Linked DNA regions of Homo sapiens: region 2 is linked to region 1. A link is a contact called in ENCODE Hi-C or POLR2A ChIA-PET data. All regions are on one chromosome and are shown on one strand. Each heading gives the region's core, a stretch centred on a gene start or an enhancer-like site at or near the end of the contact. The rest is flanking DNA. Distances are from core to core; before and after follow the strand shown. Region 1 holds the start of CREBL2 (cAMP responsive element binding protein like 2). Region 2 holds the start of GPRC5A (G protein-coupled receptor class C group 5 member A).

Evidence for each region. Hi-C counts contacts between places; a loop is a spot of excess contacts on that map. ChIA-PET counts read pairs that join two places held with the same protein, here RNA polymerase II (POLR2A). Pooled maps may share reads with other maps.
Region 2: a loop to region 1 is called in a pooled map, with 2.2 times the contacts of the local background. The contact joins the promoter of GPRC5A here to the promoter of CREBL2 in region 1. A Hi-C loop is called at or near these places in 1 of 50 pooled maps. POLR2A ChIA-PET finds 5 or more read pairs at or near these places in 3 of 52 experiments (HEK293, MCF 10A and OCI-LY7).

The regions. Positions count from the first base shown.
Region 1 is chr12:12,609,325-12,613,596 of GRCh38, reverse strand. CREBL2 (cAMP responsive element binding protein like 2) reads right to left here and starts at 1,721. Exons shown (of 4, transcript NM_001310.4): 1 at 1,410-1,721. The coding sequence starts at 1,424. RefSeq lists a silencer at 1,368-1,667 and enhancers at 1,828-1,877, 1,928-2,007, 1,601-2,352.
Region 2 is chr12:12,889,649-12,893,920 of GRCh38, reverse strand. GPRC5A (G protein-coupled receptor class C group 5 member A) reads right to left here and starts at 2,359. Exons shown (of 4, transcript NM_003979.4): 1 at 2,257-2,359.

The DNA of each region.
Region 1 (4,272 bases), core at 472-2,971:
ATTCCAGAGTACTGCACTGGGCTTTCCCTTCCATCTGTCACTTCCTCACAGCCTTCTACATGAAGAGGAAGAGAAAACAAGAAGGAAAGAATAAAACAAGGAACACAGAGAAGTTGGAAATTTTTTGAATCTCTCTGAGGATATGTGAAACAAAAACTGCAGCAGCAGCAAAAAAAGACACCCAAACAAAGGACAAAGCTATCGTAAAGAGTATGCCAAAGACTGTGAAACAGAAGACGCTGAGAAGCACAAAGAAGGACGGTTTTTACTTTAAAAACTGGCAAATTTTAGAAGTCTGATTCCTTAAAATAAAAAAGTCCAAATCCAAAACAACCTGAAACATCAATAAACAAATCTTTGACCATCCCTATCTTCAGGAAATAAAACTAAACAACACTAATGTGGGTAGATGTAAAGAGAGAAAGGCGGCCAGGCGCGGTGGCTCACGCCTGTAATCCCAGCACTTTGGGAGGCCGAGGCGAGCGGACACCTAAGATTGGGAGTTCGAGACCAGCCTGACCAACATGGAGAAACCCCATCTCTACCAAAAATACAAAATTAGCCGGGCATGGTGGTGCATGCCTGTAATCCCAGCTGCTCGGGAGGCTGAGGCAGGAGAATCGCTTGAACCCGGGAGGCGGAGGTTGTGGTGAGCCGAGATCGCGCCATTGCACTCCAGCCTGGGCGACAAGAGCGAAACTCCGTCTCAATTAATAAATAAAGACAAAAAGGCTATACATAGATAAACTATTTGGATTAACCAATAATGAACATTATCTATTATTTTATAATCATAAAGTAAGTGATTTGGACAGGGAAATTGGATGGTGATGGGCTATTAAAGTTAACAAGAGGAAAATCAGTATTTTTTTAGAGAAGGCTTTCTAGTGGAGGTTAAACTCCACACTGGCCAAATAGCAACAGGAGCTTAGCGGTGTTCCAACCAACCACAGGAAATAGCTCAGAGGGGGAGTGAACTGATTATATGAATGGGGCATTGAGTAAGGGAGCCTGAGAGAAGGGGAATCGTCAAGGGGAATAAGGCTGGTTCAGCGTGCACTAAAGTCTCCAAACTGGAGAGAGGAGGCAGCAAAAAAGTGCAAGAAGAAAAAGTACAGTAGTTTCTTATCTCGACAGGCAAGTTAAGGACTAGGGGTTGCACTACCTGGAAAGCTAGCAAACGCCCTGGGAGTGAAAAATTTCCAGAGAGGGCCCTTCCTGGAAAAACGCAGCCCCGGTGTTCCCTGATTTCCTGGCTGGGTACCATCGGGCAGTGGACTGGAGAGGCGCAGGGATGTTTTAGGCAGGTGTCTCTTGGGTGTTGGCGTGGACTACATAGCGGAGGTTCAGCCGCGGGACTAGCATTGAGCGACAAGAAGGCGGCGGCGCGTGCAAACCACAAGACTTACCTTACTGTCATCCATCGCGGCAGACAGGCCGGCCTGGCCAGGCACTCCCTCCCGGAGCCCTCCCCCGGCTCAGCCGGCCTGGCCCGGCCCCCGCCCCGAGGAAGAAGGGGATATGGTTCTGGCTGCCTCCTCCTCTCGCCTAACAGTTCGCTTCCCTGATGCCAGAGTCACGGGGACGAGGGACCAGTTCAGGAATGGCAGAGCGGACCCTGGAGGCGGCCCCAAACGCCTCCCTTCGCCGCCGCCGCCTCCTCCTCCCCCTCCATGACAGTCTCTGGGTGTTTACAGACGCTCTGGAGAGCCGCCGAGACCGGAGGGTGGGCGGGAGCGCTGCACACGGAATGGCCCCTTCGGCTGCCGTAGCACCGCGGCATTCTGGGAATTGTGATTTTTCTTATCACAGTCTCTGCGCTACTGACTGGAAAAAAAACTACGATGTCCACATAGCCTCATTAAGGGGCAGCTGTTTTCCTTTTGCCTACTAGCTAGCGCTGAGGAGGCGGGGCTGGGCTGGAGGCCCAAAGTGCGCCTGACCTGAGGTTTTGGCTCCTAAGTGCCAGGGCCTGGAATGGCGGGGACGGGAGTTTGGTGCTCTGCGGAGGCAGCCCTGAAGGCGGGGTGCCGGAAGCAGGCCCTCCTCTGGGACGCTGAGGAAACCCTAAAGGTTCTTTATTTAAAAAAAAACGAAAAACAAAAACTAAGTATGTAAAATAGTGCAGCTACTTTGGGAAGAAATTTGGCAGTTCTTCAGAATATTGGCCACTCCCATACCCAAGAGAAATTAAAACGAGTGACTACACAAAAACTTGTATATAAATGTTCTTTCCTAGCAGCATTATTCATAATAGTCAAAAAGTGGAAACAACGCAAATGTCCTTTACTGGATGAATGGATAAACCAGTGTGGACTATACAAATTAAGAAATACTGGCCAGGGGTGGTGGGTCACGCCTGTAATCCCAGCACGTTGGGAGGCCGAGGCGGGAGGATTGCTTTAGCCCAAGAGTTCGAGACCAGCCTGGGCAACATAGCAAAACCTGTCTCTACAAAAAAATACAAAAATTAGTCGAGTGTGGTGGCACATGCCTGTAATCCCAGTTACTGGGGAGGCTGACATGAGAGGATCACTTGGGCCTGGGAGGCAGAGGCTGCAATAAGCCAAGATTGTACCACTGCACTCCAGCCTGGGCGACAGAGCCAGACACTGTATTTAAAAAAAAAAAAAAGAAGAAGAAGAATGAAAGAAGGAAGAAGAACGATGAAGGAAGAAGAAGGAGAAGAAGGAAGAAGAAAGAAGAAGGAAGAAGACCCATATAGTAAGATGCAGTCTCTACAAAAAAAATTAAAAATTAGTTGGGTGTGTTACAAAAAATTTAAAAATTACTTGGGTGTGGTGGTGGTGCTTGTAGTCCTAGCCACTCGGGAGGCCCAGGTGGGAGGATCGTTTGAGCCCTGGAGTTGGAGGCTGAAGTGAGCTGTGATCACGGCACTCCAGCCTGGGCAACAGAGCAAGACTCTGTCTCAAAAAAAAAGGAAAGAAATATTATTCAGCAATGAAAAAAAATGAAGGGATATACACACTTCAATATGTCTGAACCTTGAAAACTTTATGTGAAGTGAAAAAAGCCAGACACAATAGGCCACATATTGTATGATTCCATTTATAATGAAGTGTCTGGAACAGGCACATCTAAATAGACCAAAAAATCCATTAGTGGTTGCCAAGGGCTAGGGTTGAAGAATGGCAGGGATGGAGGGATCCTGGAAAGGAGAGTGACGGTTAATGAGTACTGGGTTTCTTTTTGAGGTGATGAAAATGATCTAAAATTCAGCCGGGCATGGTGGCTCACGCCTGTAATCCCAGCACTTTGGGAGGCCGAGGTGGGCTGATCACCTGAGGTCAGGAGTTCGAGACCAGCCTGACCAACATGGAGAAACCCATCTCTACTAAAAATACAAAGTTGGCCAGGCCTGGGAGAGCATACCTGTAATCCCAGCTACGTGGGAGGCTGAGGCAGGAGAATGGCTTAAACCCAGGAGGCGGAGGTTGCAGTGAGTTGAGACCGTGCCATTGCACTCCAGCCTGAGCAACAAGAGCGAAACTCCGACTCAAAAAAAAAAAAAAAAAAAAAGAAGAAAAGAAAATTATCTAAAATTGATTTTGGTGATGGTTGCACATCCTGTGAATATATTAAAAACCACTAAATTGTAGTTTAACTGTAGTTAAACCACTTTAAATGAGTGGATTATATCTCAATAAAGTTATTTTAAAAATAACTGGCTGTGTCCTCATTTAATAAAGTCAGTGAGCTTGTTTTTACTGTTGTTTTTGTTTTGGCCTACCTCGGGCCTTTGAGAACTTGACAAAGATTGCATATTTGTCAATGCTGCTCCTGAAGAGCCCTTTGGCTCACACCTTTTCAAAGACTCACAAAGTGCTTTCTCAACCCTTGCAAAATCCAACTGAGGTAGAGTTCTCAGATTTAGCAATATAGACACAGAATACTCAATTACATTCGAATTTCAGATAAACCGCAAATACTCTTTTAGGAAAGTGTGTCCCATGCAACTTTTTTTTTTTTTTTTGAGACAGAGTTTCGCTCTGTCACCCAGGCTGGAGTGCAGTGGTGCAATCTCGGCTCATTACAGCCTCTGCCTCCCAGGTTCATGCCATTCTCCTGCCTCAGCCTCCCGAGTAGCTGGGACTACAGGCGCCCACCACCACGCCCAGCTAATTTTTGTATTTTTAGTACAGACTGGGTTTCACCGTGTTATCTAGGATGGTCTCTATCTCCTGACCTCGTGATCCGCCCGCCTCGGCCTCCCAAAGTGCTGGAATTACAGGCATGAGCCACTGCACCTAG
Region 2 (4,272 bases), core at 1,110-3,609, 280 kb before region 1:
GCGTGGTAGCGGGCGCCTGTAATCCCAGCTACTTGGGAGCCTGAGGCAGGAGAATGGCTTGAAACCTTGAAACCGGGAGGCAGAGGTTTCAGTGAGCCGAGATCACGTCACTGCGCTCCAGCCTGGGCAAGAGCGAGACTCCATCTCAAAAAAACGAAAACAAAAACAAAACAAAACAAAACAAAAATCACTTTATTTACAGAAAGAGGCTATAGGCCATATTTGGTCCATGGACCATAGTTTGCCATCTCTACTCTATTATGATTGCTTAATAGGAACTATGGTCCATGGTCCAAATGGAACATTTGCCAAAAATGAGCATATTTAGAATACAAAGACAAATCTGGAATTAGAAAATAAGAAATGTGCAGACCATATAGTCTGACCACAGTGCAATAAAAATGAGAATAAAAGAAGCAAACACCCTGAACTACTCAGGAAGTCAAAGATTCCTCAAGCAAAAATACTCCTCAATTTATTGTTTACTATACCACCATATTAATTCCTCAGCTTAATCTTGGGACTTTAAATAGTAGTGGACCCAGAATGAGAAGAATAAAATCACGCCGTCAAAATTGTTCTTCATACCCTGTTGTCTTCGATTACCATTCAAGACTAGAATACAAAAAAGCCAGTTCTAAAGGGAACTTCCAAGGCGACGTGTGCAGATGGAGAGGGGCCAGAATCGAAACACAGGAGGGGAAACTGGGGGCCTCCCCAAGACCCCTATGAGGAACTCAGGCCCAGCCCCTTGCCTGATCACAGTTCCATGTTCCTGCGGAGCTGGGAGGAGAAATCAGTCTTCCTGACTCAAGGTTGAGAGCTCTTCCCGGGAAACCAAAGGGTTCTGCTCATTCCATTCTGCCCTTGAGGCACTCACCTCTCCACGCCCTTGGAGAGGTCCCTTGTTTCCCACGTAGCGCCTCTCCCGGCCCTTCCTTCCCCTCATTCCTTCCCTCACCTAGCAGACACCGGCATGCAAACCTGGAGGGTGTGTGCCCCCTCCGCCCTCACCCCTCCCGTGGTCCCTAGCCCATTGTGTCTGAAGTAGCTGAAGTGTTCCCCTTCAGGAATGAACCCACAGCAGTGGCTGATTCGGCCGAACCCTTCAACAGGTGTGGTGTTTACACAAGCCTCTGAGGAGACAATCAGGAATGGAAAGAAGTCAGGAATGGAAAGTCCTTCAAATTCCTTGATTCTGAGCAGGTTTCAGCTGTTAGCTAGCCTTTCCCATGGATGTTTAAAGCTATCTGTGGCCGGGCGCGGGGGCTCACACCTGTAATCCCAGCACTTTGGGAGGCTGAGGCGGGCAGATCACCTTAGGTCGGGAGTTTGAGACCAACCTGACCAACATGGGGAAACCCCGTCTCTACTAAAAATACAAAATTAACCAGGAGTGGTGGTGCATGCCTGTAATCCCAGCTACTCGGGAGTCTGAGGCAGGAGAATCGCTTGAACCCGGGAGGTGGAGGTCGCGGTGAGCTGAGATCGCAACATTGTACTCCAGCCTGGGCAACAAGAGTGAAACTCCATCTCAAAAAATAAAATAAAGCTATTTGCCAGCCTTCCCCATGGATGTTTAAGGGACCAGATGGAACAGCATCTATGCTATTCCCAAATCCTATCCATAAAGTCGGTAGTGGAAGGTGCACTCTCAGCGCACATTCAACTTTCATCTGTCCCAGGTTTCTGAGCAACTCAAGGCACACCAGAGTGGAACTGACCGCCCACACATCAAGAGAAAAGGGATGGGCTTCTAGATCTAATTCCCAAAACTCAGAAGGGCTTTTTGCAGCATCTGGGTAAAATAGTAGCTGTCACCGTGTCCTCCCTCCTGCCCCTGCCCCTTGTTTCCCACTCCCCCTCCACTCCCAGTACCTTCGGGTCCTCTGAGATCTTTCTCCCTCTATTCTTTTCCTGCAGAGTGATCCCAGAGCTGCTCACCTCCTGCCTGGCCGGATTCCATCTACTCAAAGTTTGTAGAATGTGTCCGAGCAGAAACTATTACCCTGATTATCTCTTTGCTCTCTGCCTCTATCTTAGCCTAGGAAACCCGCAAAGGGGAAAAAAAAAAAAAAAAATCTGAGTTGTTAAACTAGAGGAACTGTTTCCTAGGGAATTTTTTTCTCATAGCCAACTGTATTCCATTACCAGGATTTCTCTCCTCTTCTATCCCACCCCTCCCAACGCCCCGCTCTCCCCAGACGATTTAAATCCGGAGGCCCCAGCGCTCTGGGCTCCTGGCGCCTCACTTACCCTAGTGCCAAGGCGTTGGCCGTGAACTTGGTGCTGCTTCCCGCGCGCAAGAGGGCAGCAGGCGAGCTCCTCAGTGCTGGGGGAGACCTTGGACAGCTATCCCGCCCTCGCACTCTGAGCAGTTGTTATAAAGGCGGCCCTCGCCGGAGGGAGGGAACGAGCGAGGGGTGAGCAGAGGGACAAGGAGGGGGAGGGTCGAGGGAGAGGACACGCCTATTCCAGTTCCACGGCACTTCATGCTGTTATGAAAATAAAGTCCCCGTGCCAGGGAATGACCCAAAAACCGTCTGACGTCAGAGGCACAGTCACCCCTGGAAGCTGGGCGGGGGTGACCACCCGGCCCTGCCCAGCGCATCGGACTCCTCCGAGACGTGCTCACGCGCTGGTCCCAGGGCGCCGGCTACGAGAGGGGAGCCGGAGCAGACCAGCTCCTTACGGGCCCCGCCAGCTGTCACCTCCCGGGGGAGCCACACCCGCCTCCCCGCAGGCACTCGGGTCCACCCGGGGCAAGGGCCCAGCCCGCGAGATTGCAGCAGCTCCGCCGTCAAGTCCAGCGGGACAAGCCAGCCTTCCTCCACTTTCTTTGACCTTAGCTTAGCCTTTCTCTCCATCACTCTCCCCCAGCCACTGCCGTATGGGAAGCCAGGCTTCAGAAAAAGGAGGCAGCCACCTTCTCAGGGCTCCCCAGCCAAAGCCACGTGAAAGCCAAGGAAAACTTCCCCCACCAGGTCCGTAGTTAGCTCAGCAGCTCCACCTGTCAGAGTCTAGACAGGCACCATTAGTGCTGCCCTGGGGCTGAGAGATCAGTATCTCTCCTTTCCTAACTGCCTCTCCTAAAGCCTCGACAATGCAGGCTGATTGAACGGGGGCGCCAGATGAAATTATGAAATGAAGGAATTTGCTTTGGTGCCTGGTTTCCCCTCCCTCCACTGCCCACTCCTCTTCCAGGATCAAGCCAATCGGACCGAAACTCGTCTTTGTTTACGTGTGGAACGATCCTGGAGTGGCTGCCCGCCTGTGTCGGGGCTCAAGCCAGGTTCTACCCCATGCCACGGGGAGGCAGGAGGGACTCTGTTTTTAAAGTGGTTATCAGCGCGCTTGGTAAACTAATCTGGATTATTCTGCATATGAAGAAATGGGGGAAGGCCCAGGGCTCCCCAGCTTTCTCTTCACTTCTCCCCACACCCCAAGTCTCCAGAGCCTAAAGTGCTTTTAAAATGTGACCTACTGGAGACTGTGACCCCACCATTGTTAGGTTTTTATTTCACTCCCAAAAAACCACAGGCAGTGCCTTGAGTGTTGGAACACTTTGAGGTATGCAGCCCAGGGGTCTGTGAGTCCACCCATTTCACACCTAAGACTCCCAGGGGTGTGTGTGGCAGAGTGGGGGTGGGTACTGAGAGACTGGTGGGACTGCAAATGACAGTGCTTTATAGTGTGTGCCATCCGCTAAGTCAGGGCTTCTCTCCGGACCCCAGCGTTCTCGTCTGTTCAAGAAGTTGAACTAGACTACCATTGTACAATAGAACTATAATTCAAGCCACAAACATAAGCCACATTTGTTTTTTATTTTTTGTGTGTTTTTTCTTTTTTAGACAAGGTCTCGCCGTCACCCAGGCTGGAGTACAATGGCACAATCGGCTCACTGCAGCCTCAATCACCCAGGCTCAAGCTATCCTTCCACCTCAGCCTCCCAAGCACCCAGGACCACATGTGTGCATTACCACACCTGGCTAATTTTTTTGTTTGTTTCTTGTTTGAGACACTCTCACTTTGTCACCCAGGCTGGGGTGCAGTGATACCATCATGGCTCACTGTAAGCCTTTACCTCCCAGGCTCAAGCAGTCTTCCCGCCTCAGCCTCCCAAGTAATTCTTTTTATTATTTATAGAGACAAGGTCTCGCTGTGTTGCACATGCTGGTCTCAAACTCCTGGGTTCATGCCATCCTCCAGCCTTGGCCTTCCAAAGTGCTAGGATTACAGGTGGGAGCCACCACACCTGGCCCACATATGTCA